Linked DNA regions of Homo sapiens: region 2 is linked to region 1. A link is a contact called in ENCODE Hi-C data. All regions are on one chromosome and are shown on one strand. Each heading gives the region's core, a stretch centred on a gene start or an enhancer-like site at or near the end of the contact. The rest is flanking DNA. Distances are from core to core; before and after follow the strand shown.

Region 1 (4,841 bases), core at 936-3,435:
TACCGCCTGCGGAAGATACAGCGCCTGCATAACACCGAGCCAGCAATTCCAATATCAACATCAATAAAAAGAATCGAAAACCTAGGAAGGAGTGGAGGAAATTTATTTGCAACGCGACCCAACTTTTCTATGCGCCATCTTTTCTGCCCTTGAGTTGGGACGGACTAAGGAGGCCTCAAGGTTTTGCTGAACTTCTCTTTGGATTCAAAACCATTCTTGCACTAGTGTCTGTTTGCTTTCTCCAGCTCTGCTCCAAATCCCGGACCGGACGTCGGAAACCCGCGCCCGCCGCCGTCAGGAACGCTCACGGGCTCCCCGGAGTCTTACAGAAAGCCGGGAAGGAAGGTCCCGTTTCTTCTCTAAGGTCTGGGACTTGAGAGGTGAGAGGGCGGAGGAAAGGATCTCCCCCCACCCCCAACCGGTAAGAAGGAGGAGGAGGAGGGAGGCTGAGGCGCGGACCCAGGCCCCGAGTGATTAGTCACACAATTTAAAGGCAAAGGAGGGATTAAGCCCGGAGTCTATTGTTCCAGTTGTTTAGGCACGTGTGACCTCTGAGTTCCCAAACAAATCGTCTGGGGAAATCCTTCCTGCGCCCTAATCAGATTGTCCAGGGACAGAGGGCCGGACGGCAGGCAGCTCGGGATACCGAGAGCAGTGACAGAGCTAGGGCAGAGGGAATGAGGGAGGAAGGAGACACGCTGAGAGCCAGGGGTGGACACAAACACATACACACAGTGACACCCCGACCCTGAGTCCCAGCGAGCAACAAATGAAGACCCGGGCGCAGGCCGGCCGCGGAAAGCCTGCGTGGCAGAACGGAGCGGCAGCGGCGAGGTACCTGAGTCTGTGTGAGTCCCAAAGAGGCCGCGAGCTCCGCCCTCTCCGGCAGAGCTAGGTACTGAGTTTGCTGGAACCTCCGGTTCAAAGCCTGCAACTGCAAACTGGAATAAATCGTCCTGGGTTTACGGATCTTTTTTCCCTTGCCATTGAAGCGCACTTCACCGCCTTCCACCACCGTGCTCTTCTCCGAGTCCGCCCCTGGAGGGACAGCAGAAGTAGGGCCCGTTGTTAATACGAGGGGCCGCCTTTAGTGCGAACAGCCGAGAGCGAGTGGCTACCGAAGGGTGGCGGAGGCAGCACCAGGGAGAGAACGTTCAAGAAACTCTGAAAGCCAGGGAAGGGTCCCCCAAAATCCGAGGGCCTGTCCCGGGACGCTGCAGGAGGGATAGAGCCGTTCCCAGGAGCTCAGCTCCTGCCTTTGCAGGGAAAGTTTGCTATTTTTGCAGGCGGTAGTTGAGGTTTAATTACCCTTAATTGCATACATTGTTTATAGCGCTACGCAATAAATAATTACCGAGACTAATACGTGCACATGTGGGTTTCTGTTTTCCAGCGGGGCATTGTGTGCTCTGCACACCGAGCCGCCCAGAGGCCCAGCCAGTGCCAGGAGACGCTCTGGGATTTATCCTTGGCTGGATAGTTGCAAATTGAGGGAATTTTTAAAAAAATTTATTTGCTGTGACAAGGATCTATAGATTGATATTCGAAACCTCCACTGCTCCCGCGCCCTCCCCACCCCCACCCCACCTCGCTCTCCTCTCTTCTCTTTCTCTCTCTCTCCCTCTCCTCTTCTCCCCCGCTCCTTCTTTCCCTCTCTCCCTTGTACCTCCTCCTCTCCCTCTCCCTGGCAAGCGCACGTACCTGGGTCCTCCAGGCGGCTCTGGGCGAGGCTGGCGCTGCCCGGGTAGGACTGCACCGAACTGATGTAGGGGCTGGATGCGTGGCTGCTGACCGAGTTGACGTAGGGGTAGCCCAGCGGTCGGGAGAAGGACGAGGCTGAGCTGTAGGCGCCGTCGGGCTGCGAATGGCCCGCCGAGTGTAAACAGTGCATGGAGTAGTGCCCGTGGGACATGGGAGAAGGAGACATTTGCTGGTTGGGCGGCCCAAACTCCATAAACACCGCCTTGCCCGACACGGGGCTGTTGAGACTTTCTGGCATGGTGGTCATGGTCATCTCTTCTCGCGGGGTCTGGGTGTGGGACTTTCTCTCCTCTGCTTCCCTTTTGGGGGTCTCTATGTTTCTCAGGACAGGAAGGAACCCAATTTAAGCGGAACAGGGGTTTTCACTTTCCATTCATAAGAAAATGGAGTTTGTCTCTTTGAAAAGTCTAAGCATGATGCTGCTGAGCTCCCCAAACTCGGTTCAAAGCTTTGACTCAGCGAAGGTCATAAATATTCATGAGCTGGCGGAGCTGATTGGTCCGCTGTCTTGCATAATCACTGGGGATTGGTCCGAGGCGCTCGGGCTCCGCTGGACTAGAGCGGGCGAGGCGGCCCGGCCTCGGGTAAGACGCATCCACACTTCCCGGCCGGGGCTCCTCTGCAACAGAGCGCGCCGGGCAGGAAGCACAATGGGCTGCGGCGTCTGCGCCGGGGCCCCTGCGGCCCGCGGCTCATCGGCCTCCCGCCTCCCTCGCGCGCTTTCCTCCCCAGGAACCAACCAGCGGCTCCGCGCCGCCGCCCCCCTACCACTGTCCCCACCCTTCAGCGGTCCCTAACACCGGACACCCGGGACCGCTTCTCGTCGCTGCCACTCAGTTCGGCGCAGAGCTAGGGCGGCTCAGGAGGAGACTGACCTCTGCCTCTGGAGCGCGGAGTCGCGCACTGGGGGCGCCCGAGGCGGCCAACAGACAGAGGTTCTCCTAAGAGCCTTGTGCCTAGCGCAGCGCCTATCCGGCCGCGCCTCCCCGGTACGCTCTGCCGCATCCCTGGAGTCGGGGCTTAGGGGCCCTCCCTGCGAACTCACTCACTCGGCCGCTGCGCCAACGCCGCTGTCGCTCCCTGGGGCCCGCTCGCATTGCTCCAGGCCCAGCTGGCCACTCCAGCTCGAGGCTGCACGGGTCTGATTAAAGCAGTGCGCGTGGAGAGCCAGGAACCCGCGCTTCTCCTCCCAGGAAAGGCGGCTGCACCGCCCCCTCCCCCAACACACACATCCTCTTTCCCTCCCAGCCTTCCTCCTCCTCCCCCTCCCTTCTCCACTCCCCATGCGCGGAGAGCCCCGGGCTCACTCGCCCCGAGAGCGCGGCTCAGCGTGGAGCCCAGGGGGCCTAGGGGCTCAGATCTGCTGGAGCCACCGACGCCAGGTGGTCATTTTCCGGCCTCCTGAGGTCTAGCGCGACTTCCAGAGTTTAGGAGTCCCTGGGGGACACCGAAACCCGCAGCAAACCCAGGCCTGTGGTAGGCTCCCTTATCTATGTGTAGACGTCTCTCGTTGCCACCCAGGATCTTCCTCACCTCCAGTGGCCAAAGCGCGCGCCACCAGGCCTAGGGGGCAGGGCTAGTGGAGGCAAGATCTGCCGCTGCTCCTTCTGTCTTCTGGGGTGCTAGGTACAAAAAAGTGCACAAGAGCCCCCACCCCATCGCCACTACTACCAATACAGCCAGTCCCTCGCGGTGTGGCGTACACCACCCTGGCTGTAAGTGGATGTTGGTTCCCCATCCCGCCAGCCCCACGGTGAATCCCAAATTACTTTGTTAGGTAATTAGAAAGTGTTGATAATTATTTCTTTCATAATTTAGCGGTGTGACGGGAACGGGGAAATGATCTTGTGAAAGTTCACACGTGCAGATGTATTAGTTACTGATTCATTTGATTAAATGGTAGTCTCAAGTGCTCAGATCCGCAGCTGAAGGCGCCCCATTAGCATAACACTGATGTTTAATTTTCATACGCATAATTAGCCATATATTTAACACTAATAGCAACATGCAGCCTTTCAGCGTTAAACAGCCCGGGATTTGATCTGGCCTGAGCTGAACCTTCATCGCTGCACCTTCCCCTGTCTGGAGTGTGCAATGATCACAGGACAAACCTCTGTAATCAAGCACATTTTGGCAGAGGGAACACCAATAAAAATGAACATTCAAAACAAATTACATCGGTGCTGTCGTTACAGATATTAGTAGAGGGGGTTTCTCTTTTTTTTTAACTTCTGTACCAGCTGCTGCTGCCCGCAGAATTCCTCTCCTTTGGTTTAAGGGCACAATGCTGGGGGCAGAAATATTTCAGGCAGAGTGGTTGGAGCAAAAAGAAAAGCAAAAGCAAAAAAAACCCAATACGCCAAACCAATAACGGGTTTGCCAACGTTTAAAAGATTTTTTTTTTCTTAATCACCGAACCACACGGTGAGGCTTTGTAGCAACAGCCAGCTAATGATTCCGCCACCAGGCAACTCCGGGAGCCGCTCGGCTCGTCCTGATTTCTGTGTCGCACTTGTGGTTTTAATTGCTCCTTCCTAGTGCCTGTTTTAGGGTATGGAGTGCCACGCCGTGTGCCCAGCACAGTCGCTCGGATACTGCCGGGCCCCAGGTCTCTCGCGCGTGCCCTGAGGGCCTTGCCCAAGTAAGTGATCGCCGCGGCGGGCGCGGGGTCGGGGTTGGGACCGGGGAAAGCGGAATTGGTAATTCCCGGAGCTCAGGGCAAGGCGTGAGGAAACCCGACGGCCGGGCCGCCTAGGGACAGTGTATTCCAGAGACTTGCAAGGTGGGGGAAGGGGAGAGACGGCCGCACATCGCGACAGTCTCTTGGGTGCTCTGTGTCCACAGCTGGAAAAGGATCAAAGACTTTTGCGGTAGCACAGGGGACCTGGTTGCCTTCTTGGAACAAAAGTCCGGCATGAGCCCCTCGGGATACTGTTTCAGAGCCTTGCTTAATTTAGAAGCGGGTTGTGTGTGAGCAAGAGATGGCTACACTCCGGAATTATTTCTTAGCTCAGAAAGGTCTAGGGAGGAGCACTGAGCGCGGGCCCTCTGATGCCGAGCCGCTGGCGGTAGCTGGTTTC
Region 2 (4,841 bases), core at 732-3,231, 4.1 Mb before region 1:
TTCCTCTCTCTGCTGTGTTGTTGCGGTTGCCTCCTATTTTGTTCTTCTTGCCTCGTGTCTCTCCTTTCTCCAATCAGACACAGCATCCCTGAGTTAGCTTCAAAATACATAACTTCACATCCCAGCTTAAAACCTGCAGTGGCTCCCCAGTCTCTAGAGAGTAGGTCCAGACTCCTTCACGTGAACCCTGTGCAACCTCTCTTTTCAGCCAGGATAACCACACTCCAAAGTACTCTCCTTGTTCCAAGCCCAGACTTTGCTTTTTCCTCCCTCTTTGCTTTTGCATGAGTTGTCCTCTCTACCTGGTATGGCTTCCCTTCTTGGCCTGAAAAACGCTTATGTTTCAGGAACCCGAATTCACCTCCTCTGAAACTATTTTTTTTGACATTATAGTACTACTAGTGGCTCCTTTTTTATTAGAGGAACATTTTGACCACACCTCTGTTATAGCACCTGTCATATTGTTTTAAGATTATTTCTCTTCCCCACTAGATTGAAGAGCATACACCATCAGTGACTTGTCTTTGTATCCCAGAGCCCAGCACAGTGTGTATAGGAGCTGTTCACTAGAAATTGGTGAAAGGCAAGGAGGAGGAACAGACTGAACCAAGGACAGCAGGACCAGTAGTTTCATTGCTCAGTGAGTTCAGGACACTGTGTGAGGCTTAATGCTTCAGCTTATATCTATCTGAAGCAAGATGGTAGAACATTTTTCCAAAGCAAGTTAATTTTCCACCCAAGAGGATGAAGGGAGAGAAGGCTGAAGGAAGAGGGGGCAAAGCTGAGGCTTTCTTTCCTTCAGGGACTATTTTCTGTGGCCTGAGGCAACACATTTACTAACTTCAGAAACATCTCAGCTGAAGTCCCGCAGCAAAAAAGGGTAAAAGGGGAACTAGGCTGGAACCTTGTTAGGATTTACAAAGAGAACAGCATGACCACTCCAGAAGGGTTATAAAAATGCTTCACCACTAACTCCACCAAACCCTCCTGCTGTAAACAGCTCTAATGCTAGTGACTACCCTCAGACACTTACTGTCTATCCCTTTAGGGTGTTCTTAAAATACACCGGAAAGAACGGAGGTAAAAATACTGGAGTGTTTCCTCCACACTGGAAAGAGGTGAGTCATATCATTGTGATTGGTGTTTTAAGTATATTTTTATTGTTATTTTAAATGGCATTCAAGTTTAGCTTCAAGTTCAACAGCAGTCTTAGCCTACTTCCTCCCACACAAATACTCCTGCCAGTAAATAGGCACTCTTAAATAAAACAGTGCCTGCAAGAACCTTCTGACCCATTGAAATTAGTCTTGCCCTGTCTTCAGAGGTGTATTCGTCCCTCTCTGGGTGTAGAGCGGTATTTAAGGGTGACACTCGGGCACGCAGGAGGTGTGGCAGGGGGCGGGGAATGCAAGGTCACTGTGGCTCAGGGGCGGGTGTGGGTGCAGGCGCGTTGGGAGGACCCTGGGCGCCCTGGGAAGTCCGAGGGCAGGCGGCAGGGCTGGCGGGCAGCAGTGCTGGCTTCCGACGTGAGGTGGTGACGGCGGGCCCTGCGCCCAGGCCCTGTGCTGCCGACCGCTGTCCTGGCTGCGCAGCTCCCCAGCAGGCGCCGGGCTCAGGTCGCGCCTTCAGTTAGCGCTCAGCCTGCGCTACTGCGTCTCCTCCGCTTGCGATTTCTGGTCGGATCCCAGCTGGCCCAGACTTGCTCTGAAGTAGGAGGAACCGCTGTCGAGCGAAAAGTGCACACCGGGTGATTGATGAACTCTTAATAGAACTAACCTCTCCTGCCCCCAACCCTAGACACACACAGAGAAAACCTCCACCCCAGCCCCTTCTCCAGTCCTCCTCGCGGGCGAGAGGGGACGCGGCCGCCAGCCGGTAGGGTGATTAACTCACCGTCTGTCTTTGCAAAAGTGTTCCAGGTGGATCAGGAGCGCCAGCCCACCCCGCCCGCAGCCTGGCCGCTCGCTGAGGCGCGGAGAGCGCGGAACGAGCGCGCGCATCACGTGGCGGCGCGGACGTTTGTGCCGCGCGCCCGCCAGACCGCCCAGGAGGCGGCGGCTATTGTTCCCCGCAGGGGCCCGGGGCGCCCTGAAACGGGGTCCACGTCAGCCCGCTCCCGAGCGTGTCCTCAGGTCTAAGGACGGGTGGGGCTTCCTTTGTGTGTTCTCTGGAAGGGGCTGGGATGGCGTCGTTGCTGCCCCAAGGGGTAACCGAGGGGGATTGAGGGAAGATGGTACCAGCTCCCTAGAGCTCAGCTCACCAGACCTACTCTTCCGCTCGACCCTTGCAGAGGAGGTGGGGACGGATATGGTATTTGTAGGGCAGCGCTGTGAACAATGGAGCCATCAAAAAGGCCTTCTCCCAGCCTCCTCACCAACCACGGACATTCCTGGCCCAACAAGACCTCCTGGCCAGGTTTTGAGCCCTGCTTCCCAGGTAAAAACACTGCCTGTACCAGAGCTCTCCATGAATTTTGGTTTAAATTAGGATTTAAATTCTTCTGGCCCTTACTAATGTTAAAACCCAGCTTTTATGATTTCTCCAGGTAGTATTCTTTCCTTAAAATAATCCAGACTAGCTATAGGAACCAATCAGGACATTTTGCCCAAGATCTAGGACAGAAAGACTCATGCAGTAACTCCTGCCTTACAGATCTGGGGACCCTTCACCTGCCTCTACTACTGCAAATGATTGGATATTCGTCTGACTTGGCTCTTCCCTAATGTGTGGAACTAATTTTGTTCACTCTGTTTCATGCTGGACCTGGCCTGAAAATGGGCCCTTATATTGTCTTTGCACTTTCCAACTTGCCAAGGTAGGTGTGAAACCTGAGGGAAGTTTTTAGGAATAGGCTTTAGGCCAGGTACTTAAATCCATTTGTTCCCAACCTTGGACTCCAAAGATAAGGGCATTTGTAGCTGGAGTAGAAAAGAAGGGAACAATGAGAACTAAGATTTCATCCTCTGTGATGATTCTTATCATTCACCGTCCTTCCTCTCCAGCATCACCAGTGCAGAAAGTGCAGAGGACTTATGTACCCAATCTTTTTTTTTTTTTTTTTTTTTTTTTGAGATAGAGTTTCACTCTTGATGCCCAGGCTGGAGTGCAATGGTGTGATCTCAGCTCACTGCAACCTTGCCTCCCAGGTACAAACGATTCTCCTGTCTCAGCCTCCCAATATACCCAATCTTTCTCCTTTCTATCCAGGCCTTCTGCAAGAGAGATCTAAGAACCAGCCCTCAAAGATGGTAAGGGCTTGGCTAGTGACAGCCCAGTCTCAGCTCCCTGTGCCCAAAGTGTCGGAACAGGGCCACTCAACCCAAGCCCTACATATATACTCTGGGAAGTTGCAGTGCCTCGAAGTGATCAGGCCATAGTCCTGTGAAGACTGGGGTCATCCATGTCCCTTCCTGCCTACTCACAAACTTCTGTTCTTCCTATTCTTTTCTTTCAGTTTCTGAAAGAAGGACCAAAGTAATGCCAAGAACTCCCAGATGAAGAGGACCTTCCTTAGACCTATAACAGATTCACTACTTGACTTCAGAGGGAAGTTTCAGCTAATTCTCAGGAAAAGGTCAAAACAGGCCTGTGACTGTCCCTTGAATACTGAAGGTATAAACAAGCTTCTGGCTCCTCCAGGTCAAGCAGAGGAACACTTTTATTAGAATGAAGGGTTACTTCTTTGTTATTCAAACACACACCCACACACATCCTCTGTAGTCTCCCTAATGAAAAACCTCAACAGATGGAGAGCCTGAGCTCCCAAGTCCGCAGGCTGAGAAGATGCACTTCACTCAAGGGCCAGTGGGCTGGTACAGACTAGGGAAGAGAAAAGGGACAAAGGCTGCTAGTATAGGTAATCACTATCTTTTAATACTCCTAACACATAGAAATTCGAAAAATCTTGTTCAGCAATGTTAGCAGCCTGTGAGCCTCGGAAACTAATTTGGCTGATGTGTCTCTGATAGGGAGCTTGGGGCTGCACCAAGGGGAAACATTCTCCTCCTGTATTCTCTCCTCTCTCTCGTTTGAAAGCCTGTACAAAGAAATGGTACAAATGGATGGTTAACTTAATGATTCCATCAGAGGCAGATTTTTCTCTGTCAGGTCCCTGGATAAGGTGGAGGTCTGAAAGCCAGGAGACAGAATATGTACTTAATCGCCCTTTCTGACCTGCTTACCAGTGACCAGGACTACTCTCCAGGCCTTTCTTCTGCCACTTCCCCATTCTTCCTGGCTAGTTCAGTTGGGTCTCAGCACTTCAACTCCTGGCTGGATCCTGAGTTTTTCTTGGTTGCAGGGAAAGCTCTCACTGTCTGCATCTCCTTCCCCACCCCCACCTCCCGTTTTGCAGCTGGCCATTCTGGCTGCCTCACAGCTATCCTGCCTTAATTCATATTTGATTGCCTGGACAGAACCACCTAGAATGTCCAGACGACTGCCACCCCTCAGCCATGGGCCTGAGATCCTGCCCTGACCCCTTTCTTCAGACCCCAGGAGGACCCACAATCTCCCTGATCCCCACCTTCCCCAAAGTAGTCTCTAGGAAAAAAGCAGAGCTGGCTAAGGCCTGAGACAGAGCCATTTCTTCCCCTTGGGCAAACGAGGTAGACCCTCCCAGAGACCAATGCCGGAGAGGCCCGGATCCGAGCTCCCTTTATATGGCCTCCCCCATCACGGATCCCGTGGGAAAACCTGACACACAATGGCGCGGCTGCTCCGGGCACCCTCAACCCAGCGCCCTGCGGCAAGGCCTGGAGCAGCCTGGTGGTCTTGGTGCGCTCCCTTTGCCCTCCCCGCAACCCTCTGCGAGCACTCGTCCCAGGAGAGAGACCCTGGCT

Evidence for each region. A loop is a pair of places that touch in the nucleus more often than their neighbours do. Pooled maps may share reads with other maps.
Region 2: a loop to region 1 is called in a pooled map, with 2.8 times the contacts of the local background. The contact joins the promoter of HAGLROS here to the promoter of DLX1 in region 1. A Hi-C loop is called at or near these places in 1 of 37 single-sample maps with no recorded cell type and 5 of 50 pooled maps.

What each region holds. Positions count from the first base shown.
Region 1 is chr2:172,082,851-172,087,691 of GRCh38, reverse strand. DLX1 (distal-less homeobox 1) reads right to left here and starts at 2,185. Exons shown (of 3, transcript NM_178120.5): 1 at 1,702-2,185; 2 at 839-1,038. The coding sequence starts at 2,014. RefSeq lists enhancers at 1,314-1,925, 1,957-2,076, 1,926-2,539, 2,540-3,151, 3,152-3,765 and 1 more and a silencer at 2,357-2,466.
Region 2 is chr2:176,175,306-176,180,146 of GRCh38, reverse strand. It overlaps HAGLROS (HAGLR opposite strand lncRNA), which reads right to left and starts at 1,981. Exons shown (of 2, transcript NR_110457.1): 1 at 1,894-1,981; 2 at 1,138-1,722. HAGLR (HOXD antisense growth-associated long non-coding RNA) reads left to right here. Exons shown (of 3, transcript NR_033979.2): 2 at 2,653-2,815; 3 at 3,455-4,841. RefSeq lists an enhancer at 1,790-2,584.